Regions from separate parts of the Homo sapiens genome. Here region 2 is linked to region 1. Evidence: read pairs that join two places in POLR2A ChIA-PET (ENCODE). Cell type or tissue: PC-3. All regions are shown on one strand.

Region 1 (8,000 bases):
ATTTTGGATATGATTTAATTTTTTCTTTTTCTCCCTGGAACATTTTAGAATCTTAAGATTTTAAAGTGTCACAACTTCTGTCATGTACTTCGGTGTAGATCCTTTTAAAATTATGCTGGGTATTTTGCTTTCTCCATTTAGTCTGGAGACCATTGTCCATCAGTCTGAGATATTTCCTAAGTTTTCAAAAAAAAATTCTTCTAAAAAAACTTCATATTATTTGATTATTAGGGCTTTAGGAAGATTCTCTACTTTCCTACCTTTAAAATTTTCCATGTAGTTATGTTTTGCCTTACTTTCTATGAGATCTCTTCAAATTAATCTTTATAAACTAATATAGAAATAAAACTTTCAATTATCCATATTATCAATTTTGGGGAGCTATTGGCCTTTTTTCCATAGCAACTCTTCTTGTATTTTGGAAGAGATTCTTATTCTCTTGGGGAATAGTCTAGATTTTAAAACATTTTCTTCTGCTCCCTAGAATGTCTGCATTTTTTTTGTTTTTGATACAGAGTCTTACTCTGTCACCCAGGCTGGAGTGCAGTGGCGCGATCTCAGATCATTGCAACCTCTGCCTCCCGTGTTCAAGCAATCTTCCCACCTCAGCCTCCCAAGCAGCTAGGATTACAGGCATGCGCCACCATGCCTGGCTAATTTTTGTTTGTTTGTTTATTTGTTGAGACAGAGTCTTGCTCTGTCACCCAGGCTGGAGTGCAATGGCGCGATCTCGGCTCACTGCAGCCTCCACCTCCCGGGTTCAAGCAATTCTCCTGCCTCGACCTCCTGAGTAGCTGGGACTACAGGTGTGTGCCACCACGCCCGGCTAATTTTTTGTATTTTTAGTAGAGATGGGGTTTCACCGTGTTAGCCAGGATGGTCTCTATCTCCTGACCTTGTGATCTGCCCACCTCAGCCTCCCAAAATGCTGGGATTACAGGTGTGAGCCACCGCACCTGGTCTAATCATTGTATTTTTAGTAGAGACAGGGTTTTACCATGTTGGTCAGGCTGGTCTCGAACTCCTGATCTCAAGTGATCTGCCCACCTCGGCCTCCCAAAGTGCTGGAATTACAGGTGTGAGCCACCGCGCCCGGCCATCTACATGTTTTTAGAAGGTTTTTTTCCTCTTCTTTGTTTTGGATGTGACTTTCATTTTGCAGGCTTTTCTTGAATGCGTACTGATCTTTGGCTGATCCAAGGCACTTAAAATCAGGTTGGAATTTTTGTGCACATGGATGGGGCTTGTCAATTGTTGATTTTTCTTTAAAATGATGAAGCAGCAACTGGTCATTTTTGTCAAAGGAAATCCTCAAATATCAGTATATGTGCTCATTGAGATGGTCCTGAGAATAATTCTACCAGCCCTGCCTGGAATAAACCTGGATAAGCTATTCTGGAAGCAGGATGGAAGAAGGGGACTGTGGAGGTTTCCTGGTACAGTAAGTAGACTGATTCTTCCTCAATTCCCAACACCTCGTGCCTCATTTTCAGCCCTGAATTACACACACCCTCTTCGTCATTGTGCCTGGCGTATGTGAGTTTCTAATTTTCCTGGTTCAATGTCCTTGGGTAATAAACTTCTTTGGGGTTTGGGTAGGTGGGAGAGGGTCCCTGGGTGCAAAGGTCTAGCCTCTTCGTATAGTGACTTACACCCTCTTGTTTCCCACGCCCTTCCCCCTCCCATTCAGCATGAGCCTCCTGGGCTTTGGACTATTTTGTTGGAATTCTCTGAGCATCACTTATGATACAAATCATCACAGACCTCTCTCTTGCTTTCTGTCACCCAAAAGTCAGTAGAATGTTTTATCTGCTCTTGTTCCTGCTGCTATAGTCCTCTTAAAGTATATTTACTGGCATTTTTGTAGGATTTTTGGTGTTGATACAGGCATGTGGTTAATCTGCCATGTTCAACTGGAAGTCCATTTTATTTTACCAAGGTATAACATAACATGATTTAAAAATTTACTGTAATAGCAGTAATCATACCAGAGCTACATTGTTAAAAAATATGCAAAATTTTTATTTTCTAAGGGTGCAGATTCAGTCAGATATTCACAGATTAGTCTAATTTATATGATTTGCTTAAAGTCCTCCTCCCCACCAATGAGGTAGCCTCTGAACTCGTCTGAGAGTGTGAATGACATTTTTGAGTTGACCATTCAGACTTGTGCCCCTGAACGTATCTGCACACGCGCTCGGTCACATTTCTCTATCTCATTTTCTTCCCTATCACACAGAAAATCACATTCAGCCTGAGGTTTGGTTTTGTTTTGCATTAGGTCTCTGGCTGCAGGTGTTGTGGCGCTCTGGGGGTGTCTGCCTGCCTCCTGTCAGTGCAGCAGTTCTCTTCTGGATGGTAACAAAGAGAAGATGTCACCGATAATGCAGGGCCATGGAAATCCGGCCGTTCTTTATCTGTGCTCTGCTGTTTGTTGGGCGGGGTGGGGAAAAGTATGAGAATTCTAGTTCTGATTAGCCGTGAATGAGACTTTTCTCAGTGGGAGTCCTGCGGACACCAGGGTGTGGTGACTGATTTCATTTCTGCTGCTCAGGGATGTCTCGGTGGCTGTCGGCCCAGAGTGCTTGGAAGGCAGGAGAAACTGGCAGGATCAGCAAGGCTCTGAAAATAGGGCGTCATGGGGGTTGGCACGGGGGCTGGGGCTGGTCTCCGGCAGTGCCACTGAGCAGTTATGTGACCAGCTAGGTTTCTGGTCTCCTTGACCCCCTTGGAATTTCCTCATGACCTCACCTCCCCAGGGGTTGTAGCCAAAGAATGAAAATCACAGAGCTGCCTCTAGCATAGCACCCTTAAAATGCTCGGCTATGAAACGAACAGTTCCTTAACATTCAACAGACAGAAGCAGAGAAAAGTTACCTGTTAGCCCTTAACCTGCCCGCTTCCTGGTTTCTTTTAGACCTTGGGCAAGTGTTATAGTTTTCATATTTATTTTTTGGAAGTGGAGAAGCTGGAGAGAGAAGGAAGTGAGCTAATAACCAGCTTTTCAAGAGTGCTGACTTCTGCATTTCTTAGTACAGGATTTTGCCAGGCCCTTGACATTCGTTTAAAGGAAGAAAGAATTCTTTCTCCTTGAACATCTGTGCAAATCAGTGGGGGTGGGAGTCTAGAGCCCAAGGAGAGTATGAGATAACTTTACACGTTTCTGAAAGCTAGGATGAGAGACAGCAGATCCACGTTATTGTACTGCACTGGCAACAACCCAGTAGCAAAGGCAGACCAATGAAATGTGCCAAAAAGATGCATTTGTAGTGTGGTATAATCACATTTTGAAAAATGTGCAGTAGATAAGTGGGGAAATACGCATTCTGGTTGCTTCATAAATAATAGTAGTTAAGGATATCTATCAATCTCGTGTTTTTTAGCTCCAGCACTGGGTATGTAGAATAAAAAAGGCAAACCGAATCAGTTTGGCATAGAGCTCTTTTCAAATTCAGCATCATTTCAGTGCATTTCAGCTTTATACATAGCTCTCAGCCAGGAAATCTCAGGTTTAATTAGGTCATTTGTTCTTGAGAGTTCTGTCCTTGCAAAACAGGAGAGGAATTTTTATGGGCAGTTGGCACACAGAAAAAGTCAACAGCAAAATGTCCCTGTTTTCTTCAATTTTAGGTGGTACTTATAAAAACTCCTTAGAAGGAATTTTGTGTATTTCAGGATATTAATCAATCTGGGTACAGTGTTTTCAGGTTTTGATTTTCATGTGCTCTAGGTTTTTGCCTCTCCTGGAGTCTTTGGAATCCTAGGGGTTTGTGACCTTGGAATGCAGGCCTGTGAGGCATTTTCAGGATTTCAGAAGGCCTAACCAGAAACTGGCAGTCATGGGGAGAGGGAATGGAGCTGCCTCCATAAGTCCATGCAAATTAATGAAAACATCAAAGCATTGTTTGGTTTTGCCAGATTTTTCTCATGTTGCTCATGTTGATTCCGAAGGACTTATTGACCATTACGTGTGCCTTCAGTGAACAGAAAAAAGGTCAAGTCAGTTGTTGCTTAACTGCAGCCTGGCTGATGTGTTCTTTTGACCGGAAAGATAGGGGTTGGGGTGTGATGTGGTGGGACCTGGTCCAGACAGGATAAAGTGCCGGTAACCACGGTGCTAACTTTGAAAGCCAGCTGGCCCCACACTGCTCTTCACTTCCCCAGCAGGGTGCTGTGTAAGGTGGTGCAGTGCTGATGGGGGACTGTCCTCATCCCTGTTCTGAGCTGTTTCAGCAAAAGTCTGAGGGGTCGCTCCAGCGTTGTGACCTTAGAGCGTGGTGATGGGAAGGACTCAGCTCCCAAGGAATGTGTGCACTCCCTGCAGTCCTGCTTGCTTCTTCCTTCCAACTCCAGAATGTTTATTTCATACATTAATATGAAAAATACACAGAAAAAAGACTGGAAGGAAATCGGCCAAAATGCTAGCAGATTTTGTTTACCCACTCTATGTTAGTAAACCAAATTGCCAAATTCGGCAACGCTTACTAGTGATCGCCTTTCTGCTTAATTTTGCAAATGATTGATTATGAACCTTATTCTGTCATTTTAAAAATGGAATAAGAACTATATATCTTAGTGCATATTTGGAATGTTTTCAAAAGGTTGGTGACTTGGAGCACTTGTTGACAAGGTTCACGAGCGTAGCTGAGTCCAGTGTCTAGGAAGGGACATACATGAAGCATTGTAAAGAAACTCGAGTGAGCCTTGGGAGAAAAATCCTGGAGCCAGAGCTTAGAGTTTCTGCTTCGGAGTGCCTGAAAGTTTCATATTTCTTCTTTTGTGCAGATTCCAAATGTTTTTGGAAGGCTTGAAAGTGAATAAAATAGCCCTTTGACAGAACTGACAAAAACGGACGGACTTAGGGGTAGGGCCCAGTAAGTCATTGTACACAAGCTTTGTGTTGTTAGCTTTGGCAAGGACAATTCTTAGAGAAAGCTCTATGTGAAATGCCAGAATAAATGGCTCACTTTTATGGGGCACTTGAACTGTCTGCCTTGTCGACTATCAAGCTGCCATTTTCCCTGCTTGAATTACAATAATCGATATGTTGATAGCACATACTGTATGTCAGGCACTGTTCTAAATATGTTAATTTTTGCTTCAAAACAACCCTGTGAGATACTACTATGTATGAGGAAACTGAGGCACAGAGAGGTAAAGTAACATACCCAAGGTCACGCAGCTGTAACTGGTAGAACCATGACTTGAATCCTATCTCGCTCCTGGGTCTGTGCCCTCAACCACGGCTCTGCTTTTGTCTGCAACCTGGCCATGGTGGTGGGTGGGTCGATGGGTGTGGTTCAAGGTCAAAATCACGTGGAAAGTTTTGCCGAAGTTCGCTCTGCCGCAGTTGCTTGCATAGCCGACTGCTAGGTAGCTTGGTTTGACTGACTTTTCACTAACTGACTTTTTATTGAGCTACCTGTTGGCCATTAAAAAACAGGAAGTATGTGAGACATGGTTTCAGTCTTCAAGGAATTCACAGCCAAAGTTGATATATGAGATAGGCTCTTATGAAAATTTACATAATCTGTGTCAGTTCCTTGTAAGGAACTCATCAGCTGTGAGGAACTCAGCGTGGATCTGTTGGTGTTTGTCTTGGGAGAGGAATACATTGCCATTTTAAGGGAGAGGATGTTAACATCAGCCAAACAAAATCAAATCCAAACTTCAGCGTGGATATTCTTCTGTCAACTCCTCCCCTCCTTGGTTCTTAACTGATATCCTTTATTTGCTGTTTTGGTAACTCTTGAACCCCATCCTCTCCACTCCCTCCCGGTCTTGGTTCCATCATTTCTTCCTTTTCTGATATCTCTTTTTAGCTTTTTTGAAAAAAAAAATTAATTATAGTACAAAACATAAAATGTACCCTTAACCATTTTTAAGTGTTCACTCATATTAGGTATATATATATTGATGTGTAACAGAGCTTTATAACTTTTTCATTTAGCAAAACTCAAGCTCTGTACCCATTAAACAACAGCTCCCCACTCCCGCTCTTCCTAACCCCTGACAACCACCATTCGACTTTTTATGTAATTTTGACAACTCTAGATACCTTATATTAGTGAAAAATCATACAGCGTATTGGTCATTTTGTGACTAGTTTATTTCACTTAGCAGTGTCGTCTTCAAGGTTCATTCTAGTTGTAGCATGTGATCCTTAAAAGGATCAGTTTAAATCTTTAAAAGGATTTCCTTCCCGTTAAGGCTTAATAGCATTCCATTGTGTGTGTGTATCGCATTTTGTTTGTCCATTCATCCATCCATGGACACTTGGGTTGTTTACACCTCTTGGCTTTTGCAAATAATTCTGCAGTGAACATGGGAGTGCACATACCTCTTTGAGATCCGGATTTCAATTCTTTTGGTTACATACTCAGGCATGGGATTGCAGGAAGACTGTCATCTCTCTCATCTTACTCAACAGGCTGCTTCTCCCCAGTGTACATACAGACTTGAGTCTTTCTTATCTCTTTTTTCCTAAAAGAACAAAAAAATTTATTTAAATGTGAGAATTATGGGAAACCTAAGCCATGGGAATTGGACACTCATGGGGGTCTTCTGTGAAATGGGACTTGCCCCCACCTTCTGCAGCCTGAAGCTTTTGCAGTTTCGCCATCAGTTCTTTGGCGGGGTTAAAGATGCCGCCGGTTGGCTGGTCACAGATGTAGCAGCGCGGGGTGGCCCGGAAGTGCTCCAGCGCGCAGCTCTCGCAGAAATAATGCCTGCACTTGGTGACGACTGGGTTTTGGAAGGCCTGGCGACATATGAAACACCTGAATGGTATTTCCTCTTCCTCGCTTCCCACTTCATGGTTTTCGTCCTCGCAGATACAGTAGCGACCCTCTTCAAGCTCCCGTTCAATCTCCCACCCGAGCTTGTAATCGGAACGGTCGTGGAGGAATTTGCAGCTGTCCCCGAAGCCACAGAAGCCAGTCTCCTTGTAGTCCTTGCAGATGTCAGGCTGGTAATCCCAGCGCACAGTGGCGCGCAGATGCCCTGGCGCACGTATGGGGCCCTTCCTCGCCATCCCCGAGGAGGAGTTGCCCATGGACGTGTCCTTGGGCTTCAGGTACCTCAGGTAGCTGTGGATTCCCCGGTAGATGTGGTCGTGCTCCCGACCCCGCAGTGCCTCCTGGACCCGCTGGCTGCACTTGAGGATGGTCGGCGTATGGTGCTCCTTCTCGGTGTCCTGCTCGAAGTCAGCGGTGGCCCCCATGTCCTCTGGCCCCACAGGCTTCGCCGAGCGGGTGGACCTGTACACCACGTCGAGGCTCTCAGGCGCCGCCTCCTCGCCCCTCCTGTCGCCGTGAGCCGCCTTCTGCCAGCTGTGGAGGCCCCGGGGCCTCGGTGCCACCCGCGGGGGCTGAGCCACTGTGTCGCCCTCGTCCCCGCTGCTGCTGCTCTCTCCGTGCTCGGGGTCGCAGGCCGGGCGCTTTCTGAGGCCTGCAGCCCCTTTCCGTCCAGGCTTTTTGAAGAGGAAGGTGCATACCTGGTCTGCTTGGTCGGCCGTCCTTCCTGGAGAAGGTGGCGCTGCCATGTTTGAGTCTCAGGCTCCCAACGGCCGTGGCGTGCGTCACCCTTGCGTCGCCCTTGCGTCGCTGCACGTGGGGCGTGGGCCCTCCCAGTTCTAAAAAGCAAAAGCAAGTGAAAGAAAAGCTTCTGCTAGGCCAGGCGCGGTGACTCACTCTTGTAATCCCGGGACACTGGGAGGCCGAGGTGGGAGAATCACCCGAGGTCAGCAGTTTAAGACCAGCCTGGCCAACATAGCGAAACTCCATCCTTACTAAAAATACAAAAATTACCTGGGTGTGGTGGCGTGCGCCTGAAGTCCCAGCTACTAGGGAGGCTGAGGCAGAAGAATCGCTTGAACCCAGGAGGCAGAGGTTGTAGTGAGCCGAGATCACGCCACTGTACTCTAGCCTGGGTGACAGAGCGAGACCCTGTCTCAAATTAAAAAAAAAAAAACCAAAAAAAAAGGCTTCTCCCGCCCTTCC
Region 2 (8,000 bases), 1.3 Mb after region 1:
ATAGTACTTGAAGGGAGAAAAATCTACAGATACAGGTCATGATGAGGATGCAGTGGTGATGACTCTGCAGGCATCTTCCCAAGGCTCTGACTCCTCATGGGAGGACGGGGAAGACAGGTCACACTGAGTCTGTAATGGAAGGCATTCCCCACCCTCCACCCCAATAGATGGGATCGATGGTCATGGGTGTCGAGTGTTGCCTTTCTTCAGCGAGCAGGAATGCTGGCTTGTAGCCCTGTGGCATCTCTATGTTGAATGTCTCCCTCCAGAACTAGTTTGAACACTGATTCGTTCTGTGAGGACAGACCTCTGTGGATCCTTTATTGCGTTTTTCAACTGAATTTCTTAGCACATTCTTAACAAAACTGAAAGCAGATGTCTGTGTTTATAAAGTAAGATGAACTAGACACAGGAAATGTATTTACAAGAAACGCTAACGTATCAAGTTGAGGAAGGAACTTGTTCTCTTCTGTTTTTACGAAGTGAGAAGGTTAGAAGGTCAGCCATAGCCTTGTGTCTGGTTTTCTGGGGTGCCCCTGGCACTCTTGTTGGGGCTTCCTAATTCCTGGATCCTGTCCCTGTTGTGTGCAGACATGCATTTCTGTGTTGTTTCGAAGAAAAAACTGTTATTAAAAGACAATTTGGCACCATCTCTCAGGTTCAACTACCTGCATTTTCCTCCTTTGTCCCCCTCTCCACGATAATGACTAGAGGGTCCTGAGGTAGGTAATGACCGATGGGCAGAAGTGGGGAGAAAGGCCAGGGAAGCTAAGTCGTCATACCACCTGAAGATTCTGTCTGTATAAGCCCTTCTCAGCGCTGGGGCTGATGGCCACACCTGACATCCATCCTCTCCTCAAGGAACCTCGAAAAATCTCTAGGGTGTGTGCTTTTTGCCTATTGATAATAATAAAAGTGTAAGCAGGACTGTGATCCTATTACAACAGCCAGCGTGTATGGAGTCTTTCCCATGTGCTGGGATTACACTAAGTAAGAACTTTGCAAGCATTCTCTCAGGCCCTCTCTTTCAAGACTGTTGGTAATCAGGGCTCCTATCAGCTCATTGGCGTTGTTACAGCTGTGCCACTTGTTAAAACCTGGAGATGATGCCTGAACACATCAAGTGCCTCCAACACACCCATTGCTCTGGGCTGAGGTAGGGCGTTCTGAAGGGCTGCCCTGGTGTCTACCCCTCTCCAGCAACATTCTGGGCCTCCAACAGCTCCCATCTGCATTTGACACTCCCCCAAACAGACTGGGCCCAGACCTTGGAGGGGGAGAGGCCACTCTGGAACCCCAGTGGGAAAAGCCCAGTGCCCACCTGGCTCTCTAAGCTGTGTTTACATGCCACCATCTGGTGCCCTCTGTAATTACTACAGCTGCTTATTAGAGCAGCCTCCACAGTGTAGAATACAGCATACAAAATATTTTGAATGTCACCTTGCCTTTCTTTTGCTTTTTGCATCAACTACAACAGAATTAAGGCAAAATCAACTAAGCGTTTTCTAAAATCTCCCCAGAAATTAAATGTTTTTCTTTTAAAAAAAATTTTAAATTGTTTTATATGTTGTTCAAGCTAGTCTTTTTTTAAAAAAACTTTTATTTTAGGTTCAAGGGTCCATGTGCAAGTTTGTTATATAGGTAAATTCCATGTCATGGGGTTTTGGTGTACAGATTATTTTGTCACTCAAGTAATAAATAAGCCTAGTACCCAATAGGTAGGGTTTTGGGGTTTGTGTGTGTTTGTTGGTTTTTTTTTTTGGTTTTTTGTTTGTTTGTTTGTTTGTTTGTTTGAGATGGAATCTTGCTCTGTTGCCCAGGCTGGAGTGCAGTGGCGCATTCTCGGCTCACTGAAAACTCCACCTCCCAGGTTCAAGCGATTCTCCTACCTCAACCTCCCAAATAGCTGGGATTACAGGCATGCGCCACCATGCCCAGCTAATTTTTGTATTTTTAGTAGAGACAGGGTTTCATCATGTTGGCCAAGCTGGTCTTGAACTCCTGACCTCAGGTGATCTGCCTGCCTCTGCCTCCCAAAGTGCTGCGATTACAGGCGTGAGCCACTGCGCCTGGCCCTCAATAGGTAGTTTTTTGATCCTCACCCTCCCCCAACCCTCCACCCTCAAGTAGGCCCGAGTGTCTGTCTTTCCCTTCTTTGTGTCCGTATCTACTCACTCTTTAGCTCCCCCTTATAAGTGAGAACATATGGCATTTGGTTTTCTGCTCCTATGTTAGTTCGCATAGGATGATAGCCTCCAGCTCCGTCTGTGCTTCTGCAAAGGACATGATCTCATTCTTTTTCATGTCTGTGTAGTATTCCATGGTGTACAGGCACCACATTTTCTTTATCCAGTCTACTGCTGATGGGAACAGGCTAGTCTTGAACACAGGCTGTAGCTATCTTCCCTCCTCAGCCTCCCAAAGTGCTGGGATTACAGGCGTGAGCCACCACACCTGGCCTTTTTCATTTTTAGCTATTGTTTTAGAGACTTTGTTTGTACATATCCATAATTATTACACAGTTGTAATCACGGAAAAGTTTATTTTTTAAATCTTGCTTCTTTCATGGAACATTATGACATAAGTATTTTCTCAAATTGTTACAGATTTCAAAATTATTATTTTAATAATTTATCAGATCCCACTTGGAAGGGATCTCATAAATCAGAGATCTGATCCCATACATTTCCCCAGCAGGTATTAGCTAGCCAAAGTTCTCCTGATGGGCCAAATTCATAGTCCTGAAGAAGAAATCCCTGTAGAACGTCACAAGCAGCCATAATTACAATGTTGCCAAGACACCTGGTTCTTTGCTTCTACATTGTTTGTTTTACTGCCCTTTTCTTGGGGAAGCTCAATGCCTGCGTTACTTTGAAGCTTTTGGTAGAGGTACTAAGCCTTCAACTAAAGCAAGGCAACTAGAACAAGCTGTTAGTTTTGAAAACACAGCCTGTCCACTAGGTTCCAGAATGAGGCCACTAATTTCTCAGAAACATCACTTCATGATCTCAAGGAGACTAATTTGTTGATTTATGAGAACATTTTTAAAAATCGGGTCACCCTTTCCCATGCCCTAAATCAATTGTCACTACACTTTGCCATGTCTTTTTTCAAGTCAGGAAAGTAATAAAGAAAAATAAGAGAACGCTTGAAAACACTTGATATTCAGCACACTTTCCTGTGGCTAAGGTTTTAGATTTTTTTTTTTTTTTTTGGTAGAACATAATATTATCCCATGCTTAGCTTGCTAAAGGCAATTTAGCAGCAGGATTTACCTAACAGAACAGTTTTGGCTTTATCTAATTTTAGGTAATTACCTCTCTTTTCAAAGCTCATTTCTCTTGTGCTTTTGCTGGTCTTGATGTGTCACACAACAGCATTCACCCCCAGGATCTACTGCTCTTAAAGCAATAGAAAGAACAGCTCAATTTCCTTTATCAAATATCAAGCATGAAATATAGGTCCACGTGTAAAATAAGGAATTTGATACCAGTCATAAAAATCTACCCACAAACAGGTGGAGAATAAAAAAAAAAAGCAAAATGCCTAGATCAATAAAATATTTCATAAACCCAAGCAAACACTAACATTACTGAGAGCTGGATATCTAATCTGAGTCATTACCCAAATAGGGCGACTCAAGCTATGTTCACCCAATCCTGGATATTTTCATTCGAAAGGCAAGGCTTTCCTGGAACAAGGTTTGCTAATGCCTTAATAAAGTTAGTCACTGCAAACAGAGGGAACTCAGCTAGCTCCACAGCAACCGCTCATATATATATATATGATAAACATGTTTTTCCTTATAGAGCTTTTTTCAATCTTTGAGCATGTTTTAAAATGCTTTATTTCAGGGTGGGTGAGGTGGCTCACGCCTGTAATCCCAGCACTTTGGGAGGCCGAGGTGGGCAGATCATGAGGTCAAGAGATCGAAACCATCCTGGTCAACATGGTGAAACCCCGTCTCTACTAAAAACACAAAAATTAGCTGGGCGTGGTGGCACACGCCTGTAGTCCCAGCTACTCAGGAGGCTGAGGCAGGACAATTGCTTGAACCCGGGAGGCAGAGGTTGCAGTGAGCTGAGATCGTGCCGCTGCACTCCAGCCTGGCGACAGAAGGAGACTCCATCTCCAATAAATAAATAAATAAACAAATAAATAAAAATGCTTTATCTCAAGTAAAGGGGTACATTTGCAAAGATTCCCTGCAGGGAAAAGGGGGAAAATATCACTTTTTTCAGGACTTCCTTTGTGCCAAGTATTGAGATGGTATCTTTGCAGTGCTGTCTCACAGAAATTGGCCAAAGCAAAAACAAACAAAAAAAGAAATTGGCCAAACCACACCTGAAAACTGTTCCCAGGGGCTCCACAGCACTCGGCCAAGATGCCCTTATAGTCTCTTGGCCAAGGAGAGAGCACATGACCTTAAATAAATCAATCATCCTCTCTCCCTGGAACTTGACTCTTGAGTAGAGTGTCAAAAAGACTGGAAGTGATGGAAAGTAATTTGTCCCCATGGCAATATCCTGAAGAGATTCTCCATTAGATCTATGAAGTAGCTCTGATTCCTCTAAGTATTTTCTTATCTTTTAACTCTTTGAATGACCCCCATCCTTCCAATGTATTTTTTCCTCCTTAAGTTAATTAGGGTCGGTTTCTGTTGCTTGCAATCGAAGATCCCTACTTGCTACCTCTATCACTCTGTCTCTGACATCTCCACTCCCTGGGGCTGCCCACCACATAATTCCAAAAGGCACCATTCACATTGCACTGCATGGAGTTGTGAATGGTCTCCTTGGCATTGTGCAAGTCATGGCTCTGTTGCAACAGTCTATTCTAGACACTCCTGCCAGGGGCTGTCTTTCTAAAGAACACATATCAATCTGTCATTTCTTTCCTTGAAAACCTTCAGTGGCGCTCCATTACAATAAATACTAAGATCCAAAAGGGCTTCAAGACACTGCATCTGCCTCCCGCTGGTTTTCTCAGCATCACCATTCACTACATGCCCCTCCCTTTCACACCATCTGGCTCCCAAGGCCAGGCCAATTAAACAAGCCATTCTACACCCTGCATTCTTCATCTTCTGTGCCTGATCCAGCACAGGAATCTCTTCCCTTTTTTCTCTCAGTACCTCATCGGTCAACATTCTAACCACCTTCAGAGACCTGCTAACATCCTACTCACTGACTTCCTAGACCTACCTGGTCAAATGACTATATTTCTTTATCTTGCAGTTGACCAGTTGTACTTTGTTTGTGCCCCTAATTATTGCACTTCCATTGCTTGTCTCTAATGAGAGTCTTGATCAAAAGTCTTTTCTTGGCTGAGTGTGGTGGCTCATATAAGCCTATAATCCCAGTGCTTTGGGGTGGCAAAGTGGGAGGATCCCTTGAAGCCAGGAGTTCAAGACCAGACTAGGCAACATAGTGAGAGCCCGCTGGGCACAGTGGCATGCACTTGTAGTCCCAGCTACTTGGGAGGCTGAACTGGGAGGATTGCTTGAGCCCAGGAGGTCAAGGCTACAATGAGCTGTGATGGTGTCACTTCACCCCAGCCCGGATAATAGAGCAAGATCCTGTCTCAAAAAAACCAGACCAAAACCTTCTTCTCCCCTATTTTATTGCAAACTCCCAGAGGACAACAACTACACTACCGGCCTGGCATCTCCCACAGCTCCCTAGCAGAGCACCTCACTCGGTTCATGTTTTCTATTCAACAGAATGGAAACCTTTACAATTCTCTTCAGGGAGCTGGAAAGAGTTAATATCGGGAATCCTAGGAAAGTAATTTTTATGAACTAGGCTTGTTCTCTTATGTCCCCCACCATATAATTCTCTCTCTCAAGCTCTGTGTCCTCAATGCCACTGGGGGCTCTGAGTCCCTATCCAGCTTTATGATGACAATGCAACTTACAAGAAACAGTCTTTACAGTCCTTTTTTTTTTTTTTTAAGACAGCATCTCACTCTGTCGCCCAGGCTGGAGTGTGCTTTGGGGCGATCTCAGCTCACTGCAACCTCTGCCTCCTGGGTTCAATCGATTCTCCTGCCTCAGCCTCCCATGTAGCTGGGATTACAGGCACGTGCTACCACGCCTGGCTAATTTTTTTGTATTTTTAGTAGAGACGGGGTTTCACCATGTTGGCCAGGCTGGTCTCAAACTCCTGACCTTAAGTGATCTGCCTGCCTTGGCCTCTCAAGTGCTGGGGTTACAGGCGTGAGCCACCGTGCCCGGCCAAGAAACAGTCTTGATCTTCAGGTAAATTTCCTTCACTTTATTACCAGAGAGAACTATGCAAAACACCTGAAAGAGTGAGTGAATTCAATGAATAAATGTGTTAAGGAAAGAAAATTTTCTCAAAAACAGATGCTTTTCTTCAAATGTCAAATGACCCATCATCATTCTTGGAACTTTATTTTCTGAGAGACACCGAGTATGCACGTCATTTTAATAATGTCTTGGACAGTAATATATTAAATTTTAGGGCTGGGCATGGTGGCTCATGCTTGTAATCCCAGCACTTTGGGAGGCCGATGTGGATGGATCACGAGGTCAGGAGTTCGAGAACAGCCTGACTAACAGGGTGAAACCTCGTCTCTACTAAAAATACAAAAAATTAGCCGGGCATGGTGGTGGTGCGCACCTGTAATCCCAGCTACTCAGGAGGCTGAGGCAGGAGAATTGCTTGAACCCAGGAGGCAGAGGTTGCAGTGAGCTGAGATAATGCCACTGCACTCCAGTCTGAGCGACACAGCAAGACTCCGTCTCAAGAAAAAAATATATATATATATATTAAATTTTAATAAAGGGGGAAAATACAATTATGTATACAAAAGAGGGTCATATGAAATATTATATTACTTTTTTTATTAAAATATGTCACATTGTACCCAGCATAAAAACAATAGTAGAATTTAAGGGCATCATCAGGGAGTTCAAATTTCTCAGTTGGAAATCTTGCACAGTTAGAAGTGGGTTATATTTAAGAACAATGGCATTTTATTTTAGTAACTTGTTCCCTTCCTGGTAGAACATTCATCCCTGTTACTTTTGTGAATTTCTATTGCTTTTAGCCTAATATAGTGACTCATTTTCCTGCACTGAATCACTGACTGTAATTTCCTAATAAAAGATCATTGCATTATCTGGCATGGCCTCTTTGAAACGTCCTCATTCTGGATTCTCCAAAAAAAGGAAAGAAGGAAGGAGAGAAGGAAGGAAGGAGAGTAGGAAGGAAGGAAAAAATACAGGAAAGAGGGAAGGAAGAGGGAGGAAGGAAGAGAAGGAAAGAGAAAGGAAGAAAGAAGGGAAGGAAGGTAGGAAGAAGAGAAGGAAGAAGGAGGAAGTGAAGGAAGGAGAATGGAAGGAAGGAAGGAGATGGAAGGAAGGAAGAAAGGAAGGAAGGGGAAATAAGAAAGGAAGGAAGGAAAGAAGGAAGGAAGGGAGGGAGGAGAGGGAAGGAAGGAAGGGAGGGAGGAGAGGGAAGGAAGGAAGGAAGGAAGGAAGGAAGGAAGGAAGGAAGGGAGGGAAGGAAGGAGGGAAAAGCCACTATCTTCCTTTGAGCTGGCACACAGCTTGAGTGATGCTCTTTCTCTAAGGCCTTATACAGCCCCTGAAGCTCCTTTATGTGAAATCTCCACCCTCCTATGGTGGGGATGGTTCTGAGTCTGTCCCCTACCGTGGCCAGCTGCTTGATTTCCTGTCTTCATAAACTGCCCTCCACAGGCGCCCTCCCAATCTCCTCTCTTCTCCTTTGCCTAGTGCTCTTTTTTCTCTTCCCTTTATTTCTGGGTATTCTTCCTTTTCACATTCACTCAGCAGGAAGAACAGACAGTCCCATCTGAGGACTATTTGAGTCTCTCCAGAAATCGACTCCCATTGCACCACTTCTCCAAGGTCCTCTCCACTACCAAGCTCCCTTCCCTATTCAGTGCCAATAAAACCCCAGTTCCTTCTTTGGGTGCTGTGTAACCCTCAAGACTTCCACAGCTAAGGAAGT

What was found. ChIA-PET counts read pairs that join two places held together with the same protein. Peaks named below come from ENCODE experiments on the same cell type or tissue, not always from the same donor. Only the 100,000 strongest peaks of a DNase experiment are listed, where the experiment ranks them.
Region 2: POLR2A ChIA-PET joins it to region 1 with 12 read pairs; 2 of 35 experiments call an interaction of 5 or more read pairs at or near these places.

The regions. Positions count from the first base shown.
Region 1 is chr13:98,169,694-98,177,693 of GRCh38, forward strand. The region is part of intron 1 of FARP1 (FERM, ARH/RhoGEF and pleckstrin domain protein 1); the gene reads left to right. It overlaps RNF113B (ring finger protein 113B), which reads right to left and starts at 7,576. Exons shown (of 2, transcript NM_178861.5): 1 at 6,589-7,576; 2 at 6,092-6,483. The coding sequence starts at 7,543. The coding sequence ends at 6,470. RefSeq lists a silencer at 3,822-4,116. In PC-3, no CTCF peak of the experiment used is centred here; no DNase peak of the experiment used is centred here; H3K27ac peaks cover 394 bases.
Region 2 is chr13:99,464,326-99,472,325 of GRCh38, forward strand. No RefSeq gene overlaps it. Among named protein-coding and RNA genes, the nearest start is that of LINC01232, 31 kb to the right of the region's middle. In PC-3, no CTCF peak of the experiment used is centred here; a DNase peak (open chromatin) is centred at 3,656; H3K4me3 peaks cover 287 bases; H3K27ac peaks cover 2,584 bases.